Regions from separate parts of the Homo sapiens genome. Here region 2 is linked to region 1. Evidence: chromatin loops called from intact Hi-C (ENCODE). Cell type or tissue: breast epithelium. All regions are shown on one strand. Each heading gives the region's core, and the rest is flanking DNA. Links, peaks and the distances in the headings are about the cores only.

The links. Hi-C counts contacts between places; a loop is a spot of excess contacts. Peaks named below come from ENCODE experiments on the same cell type or tissue, not always from the same donor. Only the 100,000 strongest peaks of a DNase experiment are listed, where the experiment ranks them.
Region 2: it touches region 1 in a loop (14-fold over the local background); 1 of 110 quality-filtered maps calls a loop at or near these places.

What each region holds. Positions count from the first base shown.
Region 1 is chr3:195,586,836-195,597,066 of GRCh38, forward strand. No RefSeq gene overlaps it. Among named protein-coding and RNA genes, the nearest start is that of APOD, 8.0 kb to the left of the region's middle. RefSeq lists an enhancer at 9,941-10,110 and a cis regulatory region at 10,026. In breast epithelium, for the core only: no CTCF peak of the experiment used is centred there; no DNase peak of the experiment used is centred there; H3K4me3 peaks cover 226 bases; H3K27ac peaks cover 3,542 bases.
Region 2 is chr3:195,502,183-195,512,413 of GRCh38, forward strand. No RefSeq gene overlaps it. Among named protein-coding and RNA genes, the nearest start is that of PPP1R2, 36 kb to the right of the region's middle. In breast epithelium, for the core only: no CTCF peak of the experiment used is centred there; no DNase peak of the experiment used is centred there.

The DNA.
Region 1 (10,231 bases), core at 3,143-8,142:
GCATTTCTTGAAGAGACAGTCTGTGGTCTGTGGTTTTTCCGGAAAGCAGTTCTTTGTTGGGTGATGATCTTTCATCATGGAGGTGATTGCCTCAGTGGTTTCACTCTCAGACCCGCAGGGAAGATGCAGTTATTTGAATGGACTCTTTGTGGCAAGAAATAGAGAACTATCTCATCTCCTAAAAAAACATGTTTCTGGATGAAGAATTCTTTATTTCTTAATAAGTGGTTCTTTCAACTACCAGAGTCATCCTGTATGCCTTTCTAAAGTGATTTTTCTTTTGTCAGTTAGAATAAAGGGGACGCACAAATGTACTTTTCGTGTGAAAATGCAGACTGAGAGGTTTCAGTAGTGCACCTTCACTCTTTAAGACTCGGCTCAAATGTCCCCCTCCCTGGGTCATCTTCTGGATTCCTAGCCCACCCCACGCAGCGTTCTCCCATCTGCTTTGTGTTTTCATGGCACATGTCACCCTGTCCTCACTCATTACACTATGCTTATGCCTCCATCTCCTTCTGGAGACGGTCAGATCCACCCAAGTAGGATTGTCTTTTTATCCCTGGCACCTTACATGATGCCTGACACGTAAGTGTTTACTAAATATTCCGTGAATGATGGAATGAATAATAGAATATGCTAGATTCTCAGTCCTTGCTGGGCTTGTTATAGACCTCATTATTCATTCAGAGGCCCTCTTTCCTCTCCCTCCTGTGCCCTGGTGGCCATTTCCCTTCTCACTGGGCTCTGGAACTAGTTGAAAGTTTAATGGTGCCAAGCATCTGGTCAACAGGAAGACAGCAATCAAACTGGTGAAAACAGCAGCTTGATATGGCATGCAGGGAAGAACACTGGACTGGGGGCAGGAGGCCTGGGTTCTGGTCCTAGCTCTGTTACTAATTTATTTATCCATTCATTCACGCATTCAACAACATATAGCAACACTACGTTGCTGTATGTATACACACACACACACACACACACACACACACACACACACACGGGGGTGCGGGGCACTGTTCTGAGTCCTGCAGATATAGTGGTAAAGAAGAAAGACAATGTCTCAGCCCTTGTGGGACTTACCTCCCAGAGGCGAGATAGACAGACAGACAGGAAAAATACCTAATTAGAGTGGGTTGAGGAGGGAGAGTACCTATTTTTCCTGTCTATCTGTGTGACTCTCCTCTGGGAGGTTAGAAAAGAGAATAGGATGACGTGATAGGAAGTGAAGGGTGCCCACTTCGGTCTGGTGGTCAGGAAGAGTCTCTTTGAATACTGACATTTCAGCTGAGATGTGAGTGATGAATGGGAACCAGTCATTCAAACACCAAAGGAAGAGTGTTCCAGGAAGAACTGCCAGTGCAGGGGTCCTAAGGTGGGAACAGACATTAAGTTTTTAAGAAATGGAGAGACCAGTTTGGCTGGAGCAGAGGTGAGGAGGAAGTGAGTGTGGAGAGGTAGACAGAAACCAGAATCTATCTTGCTTTGAGGACCTTGAATTTTATTTCAAGTACAGTAGGAGTCATGGGAAGGTTTTAGGCAAGAGCATGACATGGTTATTTGGGCTTGACTATCAAGAATGGAGAATAAAATGGTTACAGATGGATCAGCTGAGGAGCCCCTGTGGTCATTTGGGAAATAGTTTGATGGTGGTTTGGGCTAGAGTGATTAGCATACAGATGGAGAGAAGTGGGCAAATTTGGAATGTGCTTTGGAGATAAAGTGGACAAGACTTGCTGATGGGCCGCAGGTGGAAGATGAGGAAAGCCGGGAATCGAGACTGGCTCTTAGATGTAAAGGTTGAAAAATCAGGTGAACGCACCTGCCAGCTGCTACAGATGGGAAGCCTGGAGGGTGAGTCTGGGAGAAGAACTCAAGTTCTTTATGGATAAGCTATGTTTGAGTTGCCCCATCAGACATCTAAGTGAAAATGTTAAGAAAGCAATTAGATATTCAAGTGAAGTTTGGGGGAAAATCAGGGCTGGAGATAGAGATTGGGAAGTCATCAGAACATACATGGTCTTCAAAGCCATGAGACTGGATGGGAACACTAAGGGAGGACATTTAGAAATGGAAAAAAAGGATGCCCAGGACAGATCCCTGGTACCCTCTAACCTTCAGAGACTGAGCAGAGAAGAAGGAGCCAAGAAAAGAGGCAGGGGGAGCAGGGAGGGCAGAAGTCCAGTTGGAGTGGGTTGAGGAGGGAAAGAGGAGGCAGCAATGCTCTTTACCTGTGAAGGAAAGTAGAGAAATAGTAGTTGAACAGAGACCTGCAGGTTAAGGGAGATGCTTAGAGCATGCACAGAGGGACGATCTAGTAGAGGAAAAATCTGCAGGAGAGAGGGGAGGGATCCAGAGTGCAGGTGGAGGTGCTGGCTTTGGAGAGAAAGGAAGGTTCTGTGTCTGTAGAAACAAGAGGAAGGCAGAGAGTAAACACCCAGATGAAGGAGCTGTGTAGATCAGGAAGAAGCTGAGACAGGATTTTCTCTTTGTGTGACTGTGGTCAAGTCATGTACTTTGCTGAGATGTGTGGGAGAAATAGGTCTGCTCTGATGATGGTGGAGGGTCTTTTCTGAACACATCCACTTGGCTAACAACACCTGCCTTAGCACCTGCTTTATTTGTAAGGGACACAGTGTGGTATCGGGGGAACCCGCCCCCAATATTTCAATGCAGGTTCTTTCTATTTTCCATAAGTGTCAGCCAGCTGAGAAATAAAGAGAAAGAGTACAAAGAGAGGAATTTTACAGCTGGGCTGCTGGGGGTGACATCACATATCAGTAGGAACGTGATGCCCACCCGAGCCTCAAACCAGCAAGTTTTTTATTAAGGGTTTCAAAAGGGGAGGGGATGTAAAGCAGGGAGTAGGTACAAAGATCACATGCTTCAAAAGGCAAAAAGCAGAACTACTAATAAGGGTCTAACAAAGATCACATGCCTCTGAGGGAACAGGACAAAGGGCAAAAGCAGAACCACAGATAAGGGTCTATGTTCAGCAGTGCACATATTGTCTTGATAAACATCTTAAACAACAGAAAACAGGGTTCAAGAGCAGAGAACCAGTCTGACCACAAATTTACCAAGGCAGAGCTTTTCCCCACCCTAATAAGCCTGAGGGTACTGCAGGAGACCAGGGCATATCTCAGTCCTTATCTCAACCGCATAAGACAGACATTCCCATAGCGGCTGTTTATAGATCTCCCCCCAGGAATGCATTCCTTTCCCAGGGTATTAATATTAATATTCCTTGCTAGGAAAAGAATTCAGCGATATCTTTCTTACTTGCACGTCCATTTATAGGCTCTCTGCAAGACGAAAAATGTGGCTCTTTTTGCCCAACCCCGCAGGCAGTCAGACCTTATGGTTGTCTTCCCTTGTTCCCTAAAAATCACTGTTATTCTGTTCTTTTTCAAGGTGCACTGATTTCATATTTTTCAAACACACATGTTTTACAATCAATTTGTACAGTTAACACAATTATCACAGTGGTCCTGAGGTGACGTATATCCTCAGCTTATGAAGATAACAGGATTAAGAGATTAAAGTAAAGACAGGCATAAGAAATTAGAAAAGTATTATTTGGGAACTGATAAATGTCCATGAAATCTTCACAATTTATGTTCCTCTGCTGCAGCTCCAGCTGGTCCCTCCATTCAGGGTCCCTGACTTCCCACAACAGTGTGGAAGGTGCAACCCAGAGCTTATTAGAATAATGACTCCTAACCACAGAATGCAGAATGCAACACATCAGGTCCTGTGTAGGTGCTTTCTGTACCTTAGCTCTAATTGTTGCTACACCCTAAAAGGCAGGCATGACTACTATTCCCATTAGAGGGATAAAAACACAGAGAGGGCCAGGTGCAGTGGCTCACGCCTATAATCCCAGCACTTTGGGAGGCGGAGGCAGGTGGATCACTTGAGGTCAGGAGTTCCAGACCAGCCTGGCCAACATGATGAAACTCCGTCTCTACTAAAAATACAAAAATTAGCAGGGGGTGGTGGCGGGCGCCTGTAATCCCAGCTCCTCGGGAGGCTGAGGCAGGAGAATCACTTGAACCCGGGAGGCGGAGGTTGCAGTGAGCCGAGATGGTGCCACTGTACTCCAGCCTGAGTGACAGAGTGAGACTCCAGTTCAAAAAACAAACAAACAAACAGAGGGGAGGGGGAGATGGCCATGCAACTTTTCTGAAGCGATGAAGTGAGAATTTAAACCCTGACCAAACTCATGCTTTTATCCATTACATTCTCTTACCCCAGCAGGGAGAGAAAGGAGTGAAAGGGCTCAGCTGGGAGATGGGCCAGGGGTTAATGCTCTCAGGTTAAATACCTGCCAGTCTTCCCAGCAGAACAAGGGGGCACCAACTGCTCACTAATTCCTAACAAGAGTTGAGGGCCGAGACGTCGGTAGCAGGCTCAGAGGCCAGTGTTCCAGACTCCCTGACCCTGACCTCCTGAAAGCAGAGGAATTGACCCATCTACTCAGTCCACAATCCAACAGTGCTGCCCACCACGTTTAGGAGTTGGGCGTCTCAACCAGTCACCAGTGCCCTGGCCAAATCCTCCACCAATTTACTGTGACCCTAAGCTTTTCCAGATGTTTACCGAGAAATAATATTTGCCTGGTGTTGCAATCCTGGATAAAGCAAGGTCAGTTCTTATGAATACTCTGAGGGCCAGCAGGGTTTCCTCCACACCTTCCCACATGGATGAAATTCAGTTTTCAAAGCAGAGGCAGCAAGATTTCTGTTTTGTTTTTCTTAGTTTCCTGAAATATTAAATTAGTAAAAAACACAAAAGCACAGGTGCAGGAATAAGGAGATGGGGTTCCTGTCCAAGGCCTCTCACTTCTTCGCTGAGTGACCTTGGAGAGTTTCCTAAGTTTTCAGCAAGAGGTTTGGCTGTCAGGTGTTGATCATCTGAAATCCATGGATGTCCATAGGAAGTTGGGTAGAATTGTTTTTCAAGATAATTGAATTCCTTTGTGATCTCATGTCTTTTATTTTATGTATTTATGGATATTTTTTTGCCAAGCTGTCAAAGGGGCACACGGCACAGAAAGGGTTGAAATGCTGCCAGAAGATCTGTGGGGTCCCAGCTTGACTCAACATTCTGTCATTTCCATTAGTGTCCCTTCTGGGATTGGGATTCTCTTAACCAAGTCCATCTGGGTGTGGAGGAATTAAGGGAAGTTTCTCAATGCTGGGTCAGAGGGGTCAATAAACAAGAGGCAATGGAACCATCGCAAGTGGGCTGGGGCCCAGGCCCCTGGAGGGAGACACCCAGGCTCTTGGGCCTCACATGCTGTCATCATCTGGGTAGCAGGGCTGTCACATCCACACACTCATAAGTGGAGTTGGGGACCACTCCTGAGAGGCAGGAGCAGGCTGCAGCCTGAGATGTCTTGGAAGCCATGTGCTGCCTCGAGAGAGAAAGGAGAAGGAGGGAGGGAGAGGATGGGAGCAGGAGAGGAACTGTGACCTGGACCATCCTCCTGTCTCTCACGTCATTTCCACTCCTACAACACGGTTTCTGATCAAAAAGTGTGACGTTAGGATAAGTTCTGGTTCAGAGAGGTATCACTGAGTGATCAGCCAGTATCAGATGTGGACACTCATTGTGCTAGGCAGTTTATGTGTGTTTCTCTCTTGTACCAGTAGAAACCATGTAAGGTACGTATGATGATAGCCATCTTCTGGGGGAGATAACAGGCTCACAGAGGTCAACGAGCTTGCTCCACATGGCATAGTGAGTGGCCTAACCGAGATTCACACCTGGATCTGTCTGGCTCCAAAAGATGTGTTTCTTGGTTTGTTAGACACTGACAAAGCTCTTCTGCACGCACTGTCTGTGAATGGGAGCTACTGGCCAGCCTCTCAGCCCAGTGTCAGCAATCCCTCTCCCTCTTGGACTGAGCCATGTCCAAATGTGAAGAACAGGATTTCTATGTCTTCACTGAAGTCTGTAAGAAAATGACCATGTTTTATGTATGTATGTCTGTATGTATTCACGATCTACTTTGTCAAAAGTGGTATTGTACTGTGTCTAGAGTTTGTGTGTGGCCTGGAAGGCTTCTTTTAAGTTTTCTGGAATTAGTATTTACCAGTGGCTCCTCATCAGGGCTATGTAAAGAGTATTACCAGGTTTGAGAATCACAGCGCCCTCCATTAAGAATGGCAAGGGTTTTTCACGGGCTACATCTCTTAGAGGGGCAAGTGGGTGGGTACAAGGAAGAGGAGGTGACTAAGAACCACAGATTTCACTGCTTTCCAGATTTGGAGGGGGGCTAAGAAATACAGTGGACCCACTACGTATTCTAGAATAGAGCAGTGCACCCCTGGATCCCATAGACCTTGTCTAGGGACTGAGAGCCCATTTCCAGAATTATTGGTTGAGTGAGATATTAATAGTAATCTTTGTGCTTTTCTTTTCCACACTTGTGTTAGTGACCCCTCCTCAGACCAGTGGTCCTTTACTCTGGCTACAAATACTTAACATTAAATGATAAACTTAGGCACATGAACATTTTAAAGAGTTTACTTGAGCAGACAGTGATTCATGAATCGAACAATAACACAACAAGTGGTTCAGGGCTCCAGCAAAGGGGTGCAAGGGAAAATCTTTTATAAGGTGCTCATGGAAGCAAGACAAAGAAAATATTTGATTGGTTAATGTGCAAAGTCCCTCGTTAGAGGTTAGTTTGTGGTTCCTAATTGGTTAATCTTAAATTTTGTTTTCCTAGGTTAAAACCATTCCTTCTGAGTTGGGTTTCAGTTGGTTACATAGGAACTCAAGGCCCTGGAGCCATCTCAGCCTAGTGGCCTCTCAATTAATTCTCTTAACAGTACTGATTCTAGGGCCGGGCATGATGGCTTACATCTGTAATCCCAGCACTTTGGGAGGCCGAGGTGGGCGGATCACGAGGTCAGGAGTTCAAGACCAGCCTGGCCAATATAGTGAAACCCTGTCTCTACTAAAAATACAAAAATTAGCCAGGCATGGTGGCACATGCCTGTAATCCCAGTTACTTGGGAGGCTGAGGCAGGAGAATCTCTTGAACCCAGAATGCGGAGTTTGCAGTGAGCCGAGATTGCACCACTGCACTCCAGCCTGGCGACAGAGTGAGACTCTGTCACAAAAAAAAAAAAAAAAAATTAGCCAGGCATGGTGGTGCATGCCTGTAAACCCTGCTACTCGGGAGACTGGGGCAGGAGAATTGCTTGAACCCAGGAGGTGGAGGTTGCAGTGAGCGGAGATCACACCACTGCACTCCAGCCTGGGCGACAAAGCAAGACTCCATCTCAAAAAAAAAAAGAACTTACAGGCCGGGCGCGGTGGCTCACGCCTGTAATCCCAGCACTTTGGGAGGCCAAGGCAGGCGGATCACAAGGTCAGATGGAGACCATCCTGGCCAACATGGTGAAACCCCGTCTCTACTAAAAAATACAAAAATTAGCCAGGCTTGGTGGTGGGCGCCTGTAATCTCAGCTACTTGGGAGGCTGAGATAGGAGAATCACTTGGACCCGGGAGGTGGAGGTTGCAGTGAGCCGAGACTGCGCTATTGCACTCCAGCCTGGGTGACAGAGTAAGATGCCGTTGCCCCCCACCCCCAAAAAAAGAACCTACCGTATGGCATGAAGCACTGTGTGTTCATTTACTACTCCTTACAGCAACCCTGGGAAGAGGGTCGCCCTCTATTATGCCCATCTCTAATTCACTTCCTTCAGTACCCACATACTGTGAGTTTCCACATCCTGTCCATTCAGACTCCAATATTTCTACTCTGTCCCCTCTCTCCTGCCTCAGTGGCAATGCATGAGCTCAGGCTACCATCTAATTTGACATGAGGAGGTATGAGATCCACTAAGCTCACCACACATGTCACAGCCTTCAAGGGAGCCGCATTAGGACCTGGGTTTGGATTGAAGGGAATTTCTCTGTCGAGCCATAATTTTGAGACTGACTGAGATTCTCTGGATACTTCTTTCTGTGTCTCCCAACCCCAGGCCTAAATCTTTGACATGTTCTCAGAAAGTAATGTTTTATTAGTTTAACATTTACTGAGTACTTCCTGAGGACCAGGCATTTTTCTAGATACCCAGAAGATGTGGGGTACAAAATAATACCTTGTCCTTGTGGAGTTTGCTATTCTAGCTCCTTTTCCCTCTGAATAGTTGCTCCAGTCTCCTGCCTGTAGCCTCAGTAATGATCCCTCTTTCTCTGGGAGCAGGGGATTGCCAAGTAGTCTTTATACCAGAAGCTGGACATGGTCATTAACTAGACAAACTCCCCAAGAGTCAGGAATTCTGCATCCTGTCCTGACAGGGCCTGGGCAACTCTGTTCTGCCCATCCAGGGGCAGTAAGTGGTCTCTTATGTACCCCCCTCCTTTGGCCACCTCCACTCAAGAGAAGGGCAAGGTTAGGGACTCTTGGCGTCTTAGGTGCCCAGCTCAGCCATGCAGCATAGCACCCTGGGTACCTTGAGACCACAGAGGGACCCTGGTCTCCAGGACAAAAAGCCTATGGACTTAAGGTAGGACAGGGATCTTTCTGTTTTTGGTGTCATGAGAACTCAAGTAGACGTGACTTAGATTCATTTTGCCTTTAATGATCAAATGTCTGCTTCCCTGGTACATTCTGTTTCTTTGAACTGGGCTGCTTTGATATAGTTAGAAATAACAAAAATTTAGGAAATCAAACAAACTCAACTTTTAAAAGCAAAATATGTGACAGAAAGATTTGGCTCAGTGAATGTGCTTCAAATAGGAAAAGTTCGATCATAAATAGAAGGCTTACGATTTTAAGGGCCAAGAGGCTCATCTGAAGAATGGCTCCTGGGCCTTTCACAGCCCTAAGGAGTGAACACACACTTTGACATTTTTCTCCGTAATTTGGTCTGAGATGGTCATGTTGTCATAAATTCCAGGCTGAGAATTTCACTTTCTTGAAAGTTACCCTAACTCACTCAGAAGGACCCAGCTGATGAGTGGCCTGAAGATTTAGGTATCAACATAACCCACTCCCCAACACCCCCCCAGGCCTGTGTCTTCATTCTCCTATCCAAGGATCAGGGCTGTGGAAGTCCCCAGAGGCAGGTGCCTCCATGTGAGCGGAAGTGACTAGGTTTCCCAGAACCCTCTGCTGTAGGAGGGCTGTTTGGGAAGATGTCCATGGACTGCTTAGGGAATTATTACAAGTTCTGTTGCAGGGATGCGCTTGGGTGGGCTGGCTTCAGCTGAGGCTCTGAGGGACTTGGTTTGAAAAGGAGGAGAAGGAAAAGTAAAAAATAAACAAACCCAACCAAAAATTAAAAAAAAAAAACCACCCAAACAACGGTACAAAGGAAGCACTGTCCCTGTGAGCAGATGCAGATGGAGTGGTAGGGTCAGCCCAGCCCAGGTCACTGTCCCAGGCCCCCCAAAGCATTTGTGATGGGCTGGGAGGAAACACATCTCTGGTCCAGGGACAGCGTGGGACTAGGAAGAGGCCCAGGGGATAAATGACCACATTAGGACATCCTGCAGAACAGAGAGAGGGCCACAGGCTTTAGATTTGGAAATCGGAGGAGCAGAGGGTGCTTTCCACTTCTACTAATGGAACCCTGCCATGTAGACTGGCAAGTAGACTAATTCACGTGGCATAGTGAACATTCCAGCTGAAATTATATAGCTCAACTTCTGGCCGGGCGTGGTGGCTCACACCTGTAATCCCAGCACTTTGGAAGGCTGAGGCAGGCGGATCACGAGGTCAGGAGATTGAGACCATCCTGGCCAACATGGTGAAACTCCGTCTCTACTAAAATACAAAAAATTAGCCAGTCGTGGTGGCACATGCCTGAAGTCCCAGCTACTCAGGAGGCTGAGGCAGGGGAATCTCTTGAACCCCGGAGTCAGAGGTTGCAGTGAGCTGAGATCGTGCCACTGCACTCCAGCCTGGCAACACAGCAAGACTCCATCTCAAAAAAAAACAAAAAAATTTTACAGCTCAACTTCTAACTATATCAACCAACTGGACAACTGCCAAATCTCCCGGTCTCACTGGGATCCATGGACACAGCTGTAGGTTTCACTGTCAGGAGGCTGCCTGAGATCTGTGTCTACTTCTAACATATATGATCTCACTTGCACGTAGAGAGTTGGATAGACTACACGCTCTTTAAGGCCCTTTATGTTTCTAAGCATCTGTGATTTAATACAGATCCAGAGCTAAACACTATTAGGGACAAACCATGCTGT
Region 2 (10,231 bases), core at 2,705-7,704, 85 kb before region 1:
TATCACAGTGATAGATATCGTGAAGCTCCCCTGTATGATACCACAGTGGTAGATATAGTGAAGATCCTCTGTGTGACATCACAGTGGTAGATATAGTGAAGATCCCCTGTAGGATATCACAGTGGTAGATATAGTGAAGCTGCTCTGTGTGATATCACAGTGGTACATACAGTGAAGCTCCTCTGTGTGATATCACAGTGGTAGAAATAGTGAAGCTCCTCTGTATGATATCACAGTGGTAGATATAGTGAAGCTCCTCTGTATGATATCACAGTGGTAGATATAGTGAAGATCCTTTGTGTGATATCACAGTGGTAGATACAGTGAAGCTGCTTTGTATGATATCACAGTGGTAGATACAGTGAAGCTGCTCTGTATGATATCACAGTGGTAGATATAGTGAAGATCCTTTGTGTGATATCACAGTGGTAGATACAGTGAAGCTGCTTTGTATGATATCACAGTGGTAGATATTGTGAAGCTCCTCTGTGTGATATCACAGTGGTAGATACAGTGAAGCTTGTCAGTGTGATATCACAGTGGTAGATATAGTGAAGCTGCTCTGTATGATATAACAGTGGTAGATATAGTGAAGCTCCCCTGTATGATATCACAGTGGTAGATACACTGAAGCTGCTCTGTATGATATCACAGTGGTAGCTACAGCACAGCGCCTCTGTGTGATATCACAGTGGTAGATACAATGAAGCTCCTCTGTGTGATATCACAGTGGTAGATATAGTGAAGGTCCCCTGTATGATATCACAGTGGTGGATATAGTGAAGCTCCTCTGTATGATATCACAGTGGTACATATAATGAAGCTGCCCTGTATAATATCACAGAGGTAGATATAGTGAAGCTCCTCTGTATGATATCACAGTGGTAGATATAGTGAAGCTCCTCTGTGTGATATCACAGTGGTAGATACAGTGAAGCTGCTCTGTATGATATCACAGTGGTAGATATAGTGAAGTTCCTCTGTGTGATATCACACTGGTAGATACAGTGAAGCTGCTCTGTATGATATCGCAGTGATAGATATAGTGAAGCTCCTCTGTGTGATATCACACTGGTAGATACAGTGAAGCTGCTCTGTATGATATCACAGTGGTAGATATTGTGAAGCTCCTCTGTGTGATATCACAGTGGTAGATACAGTGAAGCTCGTCTGTGTGATATCACAGTGGTAGATATAGTGAAGCTGCTCTGTATGATATAACACTGGTAGATACAGTGAAGATCCCCTGTATGATATCACAGTGGTAGATACACTGAAGCTGCTCTGTATGATATCGCAGTGGTAGATATAGCACAGCTCCTCTGTGTGATATCACAGTGGTAGATACAATGAAGCTCCTCTGTATGATATCACAGTGGTAGATATAGTGAAGCTACCCTGTGTGATATCACAGTGGTAGATATAGTGAAGCTCCTCTGTATGATATCACAGTGGTGGATATAGTGAAGCTCCTCTGTATGATATCACAGTGGTAGATACAGTGAAGCAGCTCTGTATGATATCACAGTGGTACATACAGTGAAGCTCCTCTATATGATATCACAGTGATAGATATAGTGAAGCTCCTCTGTGTGATCTCACAGTGGTAGATATAGTGAAGCTGCTCTGTATGATATCAATAGTGGAGCTGCTCTGTATATCATCACAGTTTTAGTTATAGAGAAGCTCCCCTGTATGATATCACAGTGGTAGATATAGTGAAGCTGCTCTGTATGATATCACAGTGGTAGATACAGCGAAGATCCTCTATGTGATATCACAGTGGTAAGATACAGTGAAGCTCCTCTGTGTGATATCACAGTGGTACATATAGTGAAGCTCCTCTGTGTGATATCACAGTGGTAGATACAGTGAAGCTGCTCTGTATGATATCACAGTGGTAGATATTGTGAAGCTCCTCTGTGTGATATCACAGTGGTAGATACAGTGAAGCTTGTCAGTGTGATATCACAGTGGTAGATATAGTGAAGCTGCTCTGTATGATATAACAGTGGTAGATATAGTGAAGCTCCCCTGTATGATATCACAGTGGTAGATACACTGAAGCTGCTCTGTATGATATCACAGTGGTAGCTATAGCACAGCTCCTCTGTGTGATATCACAGTGGTAGATACAATGAAGCTCCTCTGTGTGATATCACAGTGGTAGATATAGTGAAGGTCCCCTGTATGATATCACAGTGGTGGATATAGTGAAGCTCCTCTGTATGATATCACAGTGGTAGATATAATGAAGCTGCCCTGTATAATATCACAGAGGTAGATATAGTGAAGCTCCTCTGTATGATATCACAGTGGTAGATATAGTGAAGCTCCTCTGTGTGATATCACAGTGGTAGATACAGTGAAGCTGCTCTGTATGATATCACAGTGGTAGATATAGTGAAGTTCCTCTGTGTGATATCACACTGGTAGATACAGTGAAGCTGCTCTGTATGATATCACAGTGATAGATATAGTGAAGCTCCTCTGTGTGATATCACACTGGTAGATACAGTGAAGCTGCTCTGTATGATATCACAGTGGTAGATACTGTGAAGCTCCTCTGTGTGATATCACAGTGGTAGATACAGTGAAGCTCGTCTCTGTGATATCACTGTGGTAGATATAGTGAAGCTGCTCTGTATGATATAACACTGGTAGATACAGTGAAGATCCCCTGTATGATATCACAGTGGTAGATACACTGAAGCTGCTCTGTATGATATCGCAGTGGTAGATATAGCACAGCTCCTCTGTGTGATATCACAGTGGTAGATACAATGAAGCTCCTCTGTATGATATCACAGTGGTAGATATAGTGAAGCTACCCTGTATGATATCACAGTGGTGGATATAGTGAAGCTCCTCTGTATGATAGCACAGTGGTGGATATAGTGAAGCTCCTCTGTATGATATCACAGTGGTAGATACAGTGAAGCAGCTCTGTATGATATCACAGTGGCAGATACAGTGAAGCTCCTCTATATGATATCACAGTGGTAGATATAGTGAAGCTCCTCTGTGTGATATCACACTGGTAGATATAGTGAAGCTGCTCTGTGTGATATCACAGTGGTAGATATAGTGAAGCTGCTCTGTATAACAGTGGGAGATATAGTGAAGCTGCTCTGTATGATATCAACAGTGCAGCTGCTCTGTATGATATCACAGTGGTAGTTATAGAGAAGCTCCCCTGTATGATATCACAGTGGTAGATATAGTGAAGCTGCTCTGTATGATATCACAGTGGTAGATACAGTGAAGCTCCTCTGTGTGATATCACAGTGGTAGATATAGTGAAGCTCCTCTGCATGATATCACAGTCGTAGATATAGTGAAGCTCCTCTGTGTGATGTCACAGTAGTAGATATAGTGAAGCTCCCATGTATGATATCACAGTGGTACGTATAGTGAAGTTCCTCTGTGTGATATCACAGTGGTAGATTTAGTGAAGCTCCCGTGTATGATATCACAGTGGTAGATATAGTGAAGTTCCTCTGTGTGATATCACAGTGGTAGATATAGTGAAGCTCCCCTATATGATATCACAGTGATAGATATCGTGAAGCTCCCGTGTATGATACCACAGTGGTAGATATAGTGAAGATCCTCTGTGTGACATCACAGTGGTAGATATAGTGAAGATCCCCTGTAGGATATCACAGTGGTAGATATAATGAAGCTGCTCTGTATGATATCACAGTGGTAGATATAGTGAAGCTCCCCTATATGATATCACAGTGATAGATATCGTGAAGCTCCCCTGTATGATACCACAGTGGTAGATATAGTGAAGATCCTCTGTGTGACATCACAGTGGTAGATATAGTGAAGATCCCCTGTAGGATATCACAGTGGTAGATATAGTGAAGCTGCTCTGTGTGATATCACAGTGGTAGATATAGTGAAGCTACTCTGTGTGATATCACAGTGGTACATACAGTGAAGCTCCTCTGTGTGATATCACAGTGGTAGATATAGTGAAGCTCCTCTGTATGATATCACAGTGGTAGATACAGTGAAGCTCCCCTGTATGATATCACAGTGGTAGATATAGTGAAGCTCCTCTGTATGATATCACAGTGGTAGATATAGTGAAGCTGCTGTGTATATCACAGTGGTAGATATAGTGAAGCTCCCCTGTATATCACAGTGGCAGATATAGTGAAGCTCCTGTGTGTGATATCACAGTGGTAGATATACTGAAGCTCCTCTGTATGATATCACAGTGGTAGATATAGTGAAGCTCCTCTGTATGATATCACAGTGGTAGACACAGCGAAGCTCCTCTGTGTGATATCACAGTGGTAGATATGGTGAAGCTCCTCTGTATGATATCACAGTGGTAGACACAGCGAAGCTCCTCTGTGTGATATCACAGTGGTAGATATGGTGAAGCTCCTCTGTATGATATCACAGTGCTAGGTATAGTGAAGCTACTCTGTGTGATATCACAGTGGTAGATATAGTGAAGCTCCCCTGTATGATATCACAGTAGTAGATATAGTGAAGCTCCTCTGTGTGATTTCACAGTGGCAGATATAGTGAAGCTCCTCTGTCTGATATCACAGTGGTAGATACAGTGACGCTCCTCTGTGTGATATCACAGTGGTAGATATAGTGAAGCTCCTCTGTGTGATATCACAGTGGGAGGTATAGTGAAGCTCCCCCGTATGATATCACAGTTGTAGATATAGTGAAGCTCCTCTGTATGATATCACATTAGTAGATATAGTGAAGCTCCTCTGTGTGATATCACAGTGGTAGGTACAGTGAAGCTCCTCTGTATGATATCACAGTGGTAGATATAGTGAAGCTCCTCTGTATATCACAGTGGTAGATATAGCGCAGCTCCTCTGTATGACATCACAGTGGTAGATACACATCATTATGCATTTGTCCAAACCCATAGAATGTAGTATACCCAGAGTGAACCCAAATGTAAACTATGGACTTTGGGTCAGTGTCATTGTAGGTTCATTGATTATAACAAATGTACCACTTTGTGGGGGATATTGGTTATGGGGGAGGTTATGTATGTGTGAGGGCAGATGGTACATAAGAAATCTGTGTAGTTTTCTCTCAGTTTTGCTGTGAAGCTAAAACTGCTCTAAAAAATAAAGCTTATTTTAAAAAAATCACAAAACTTTCTTTGACTCATGTTCTAGTTGGAGCACAAAAGTGGAGAACTGCTATCTTTTCCAAAAGTGTTAAATGAGTTCATGAAACAGGGCTGGTCACCATTCAAGAGGTATTACATTTCAGTAACAACCCCTTCACCCTAGTCAGAGATTTTTGGCAATTTCTAACATCCAGAAACACAGACAGGAGGCTCGAAATGAAAAGAAGCCTCTTGGTATCAAGGAAAACAGTCACAAAGCCCACACACATTAAGCTGGTAATGATCCTCAGATGTCTTACTGTTGAAAAAGCCCAGCATGTTAAAGCTCAGGAAGAATCCCTTCAATGGGTTCTTGAGGACAAGACTGTATTTCAGATAGTATAATAATCAGTGTTCTGGGTTAGGCATGGTGACTTGTGCCTGTAATCCCAGCACTTTGGGAGGCCGGAGGCCGAGGTGGGCAGATCGCTTGAGCTCAGGAGTTTGAGACCAGCCTGGGCAACATGGTGAAACCCCATCCCCACCAAAAATACAAAAAAAAAAAAAAAAAAAATTAGCTGGGCATGATGGCACATTCCTGTAGTCTCAGTTACTGGGGGGCTGAGGCGAGAGGATCGCTTGAGCCCAGGAGGTGGAGGCTGCAGTGAGCTGAGATCGCGCCACTGCACTCCAGCCTGGGCGACAGAGTGAGACGCCGTCTCAAAAAAAAAAAAAAAAAAAAAAATATATATATATATATATATAACAATAATCAATGTTCATCATAAGAACAAGCTGGAGTCAATGAGTAAAGATTATGTTTGGTTTTTGAATATTGGAAAATGCACCACTCTCTAGCAAGATTTCCAAAAATGCTTACAAGCTGGAGTTTTGGTACAAGGCCTCAGCTGATTTGAGAAATTTTACTTCAGTGTAAGAGCTTGTTTTCAGATTATCCTGAATGTGTTAATTCTTAATACTCTCCACTCTGGAAAAAAGATAACCACCAAAGCGAGACAGGGCCACAGTGGTTCAGTCCAAGGAGAGATTTATTGTGAAAATGAAGAGTCAGGGTAACTGTATTCTAGTCTCTCCTCTGCCAAGAACCAGTTGAGTAATATTGACTTCCCTTTGCTTGCCTCTAAAAATTAAGGAAATTAGTTATTTCTGGTTTCTTTCTGGTTTCTAAGGAAATTAGCTGATTTTTGGTTTCTTTCTGGTTCTAATATTCAAACATGAAACATGAGGAAACATTAATAGAAAGGAAAAGGTGAATCACATTATGAGCAGGTATCATCCTTTTATTCACTCTGGCCATACTTGTTGAGAGTTCTATTGAGCTGGCCCATACCAAGCTCTGAGAATACTGTAGTAAGGGAAAGAGCTCCTGTCTTCATGGAGCTTTTTATTTAGTGAGGAAACCAGGCAACAAGCAAATAAACCAACAAGTTGAGGAAACAGTCTGAGAACCATAGGAAAGACATCTTTTTTACATGGAATAGGCAGGAAATAGCACCTCTGGGGGAGTTACGTTTGAACCTAAGAATGAGCAGAAAAGTTGCATGAAAAATTAGTAAAGAGCATTTCCAGCAGAGGGGCTTGCTAGTATCTAGGCCCTAACAGAGAAGAGAAACTTAGTAAACTGTACAAACTGAATAAAAAACCAAAACAAAATTTCTAATGACTGAAATAATTAAGTAGGAGTGGCACAAAAAATTTGAACAGGTATGTGGGAGCCAGTACAAAGTTTTGTCAGTCAGTCTAAGACACCTGGACTCATTCTTAAGGATGGTAGAGAAATTGCTGAAAGGCTTTAAGTAGGACAGCAACACTTACTGCTTTTTAAAAAATGGACTGGAGGCTGGGCGTGGGGGCTCACGCCTGTAATCCCAGCACCTTGGGAGGCTCAGGCGGGCGGATCATGAGGTCAGATCGAGACCATCCTGGCTAACATGGTGAAACCCCGTCTCTACTAAAAATACAAAAAAAAAAAAAAATTAGCCGGGCGCCTGTAGTCGCAGCTACTCGGGAGGCTGAGGTAGGAGAATGGCGTGAACCCGGGAGGCAAAGTTGCAGTGAGCTGAGATCACACCATTGCACTCCAGCCTGGGGGACAGAGCGAGACTCCGTCTCAAAAAAAAAAAAAAAAAAGGACTGGAAAGCTGGGTGCAGTGGCTCATTCCTGTAATCCCAGCACTTTGGAAAGCTGTCGCAGGAGGATCACTTGAAGCTAGGAGTTCAAGACCAGCCTGGGTAACCTAGCAAAACCCCCTCTCTACAAAATGTTTTAAAATTAGCTAGGCATAGTGGCACATCCCTATAGTCCTAGCCACTTGGGAGGCTGAGGTGAGAGGATCAATTGAGTCCATGAGTTTTAGGATGCAGTGAGTTATAAATGTGCCACTATACTCCAGCACGGGCAACCGAGCAAGACTCTGCCTCTTAAAAAGTTTTTTAAAAAGTATGATGGCTTGACTAAGGTATCTACAGTAGAGACTGAAGATGGTGAGAGATTTAGATACATGATGAAGGTATGGACTGGATTTGAGTATTTGAGAGAAAGAAATGAATCAAGGTAGACAATGTGGTGCTCAGTTATTGATTTTGGGAGAGTGTTTGGAGTGGGGGATAGAGCTATTAAGAATAGTTGGGAGGGGCCGGGTGTGGTGGCTCACACCTGTAATCTCAGCACTCTGGGAGGCCGAGGCAGGCAGATTGCCTGAGCTCAGGAGTTTGAGACCAGTCTGACTAACATGGTGAAACCCCGTCCCTACTAAAAAATACAAAAAAATTAGCCAGGCGTGGTGGCTTGCACTGTAATTCCAGCTACTTGGGAGGCTGAAGCAGGGGAATTCCTTGAACCAGGGAGGTAGAGGTTGCAGTGAGCCGAGATCCTGCCACTGCACTCCAGCTGGGCAACAGAGCAAGATTCTGTCTCAGGAAAAAAAAAAAAAGAACAGTTTGGAGGAAAAAAACTCAGTTTCGAACATGATGTTTATGATATACATAAGACATGTAAGACATGTAAGCAATAGACATCGTGATTCTTCTGTTCTACCTCTTTTATATATATTTTGCTTTTTGTCACAGTGATTATATATCTTTGTTCTAAGAACCACTTTTTATTTACCTTTTCAATGTGCATTCATTCCCCAGCAAAATTCCTGAGCACATACTTGGTGCTTAATAAAGGTTTAATAATGTTCTAAAAAACAAACATCTTTTCCTCTCAGCTTTATCAGTGTGTCCTCACTGAGTCCAGAAAATTTCAGACTCTAGGTCTACAGAACAATGCTTGAAGCTTAGAGTAATAGAGAATATTATTCTGGGTTCAATTTACTTAGTAATCTGTTCAATTCCACCCCATCTCCCAGGACTGTTTTTAAGAGTCCTAGATTGGATTACATACTTTGTGATTTACCATGAAAAACTAACTCTCAAAAGCTGGGCATAGGGCCGGGTGCGGTGGCTCACGCCTGTAATCCCAGCACTTTGGGAGGCCAAGGCAGGCGGATCACAAGGTCAGGAGATCAAGACCATCCTGGCTAACACAGTGAAACCCCGTCTCTACTAAAAATACAAAAAAAAAAAAAAAAAAAAAAAAATTAGCCAGGTGTGGTGGCAGGCGCCTGTAGTCCCAGCTACTCAGGAGGCTGAGGCAGGAGAATGGCGTGAAACTGGGAGGTGGAGCTTGCAGTGAGCCAAGATCACACCACTGCACTCCAGCCTGGGCAACAGAGCAAGGCTTCATCTCAAAAAAAAAAAAAAAAAAAAAAAAAAGCTGGGCATTGGCCGGGCACAGTGGTTCATGCCTGTAATCCCAGCACTTTGGGAGGTGGATCACTTGAGGCCAGAAGTTCAAGACCAGCCTGGCCAACATGGCAAAACGCCATCTCTACTAAAAATACAAAAATTAGCTGGGCAGTGGTGCGTGCCTGTAGTCCCAGCTACGCGGGAGGCTTGAGGTGGGAGGATCACTTGAACCTGGGAGGCAGAGGTTGCAGTGAGCTGAAATCACACCATTGTGCTCTAGCCTGGGCGACAGAGCGAGACTCTGTTCTCCAAAAAAAAAAAAAAAAAAAAAAAAAAAATGCTGGGTATAGCTGTGTGTACTTGTAGTCCCAGCTCCTGGGGAGGCTTGAGGTGGGAGGATCCCTTGAAACCAGGAGTTGAGTCCAGCCTGGGCAATAGAGTGAGCCTCTGTCTCTAAAATACACACAAAGACTCAGACACTCCTACTTGGGGAAGCAGGGACCAGTTTGCTTTTCAAAGTTAGCAGTGAACCAAAGCACATTTCCTAAGACAGTTTCAAGCTAAAGCAAGACTTCCATATTGTGGTTTTGACCCAGCCCTTCCTTCCCCAGCCCCTTGTCCCCCAGTAAATCAACTTAGGGATTATTAAAACAGCAGCAGAAGCTTAAATGGCAACAATCCACAAATCTGCTTCAACTTCTGAAATCCAACATTTGTACCAGGCTTTTGTGTTAAAAATCATCTGACATTTCTGATTTTTGTGAGAACTGTCTTGCTTAGGAAAAATTTTGAGGTAGGTGACTAGAGACATTGTATTAGTCTGTTCTCACACTGCTATAAAGAACTACCTGAGACTGGGTTATTTATTTAAAAAAGAGGTTGAATTAATTCACAGTTCCACAGGCTTAACAAGAAGCATGACTGGGAGGCCTCAGGAAACCTACAATCATGGTGGAAGGCAAAGGGGAAGTAGGGACATCTTCACATGTGGCAGGAGAGAGAGAGAAAAGGAGTAAGTGCTACACACTTTTAAACAACTAACTCTCCTGAGAACTCACTCCTCATCACAAGAACAACAAGGGGGAAATCTACCCCCATGATCCAATCACCTCCTATTGGGTCCCTCCCCAACAATGGGGATTACAATTCAATGTGAGGTTTGGGTGGGGACACAGAGCCAAACCAAACATATCGGAGATCTTCATTTGGTACGAAGAAAATCCACATAAAACTCTGATAAATGGCAGTGGCTTGCTAGCCCAGCCTTCTCAGTCTCACCTACCAGAAAGGCCTCCTGAGAATGGCTGCAGAGGGTGAATGTCTTCTTACTCCTTCCTTGTTCTTGCAAAGCAGCGCTCCCTCTCTGCTCTGCAC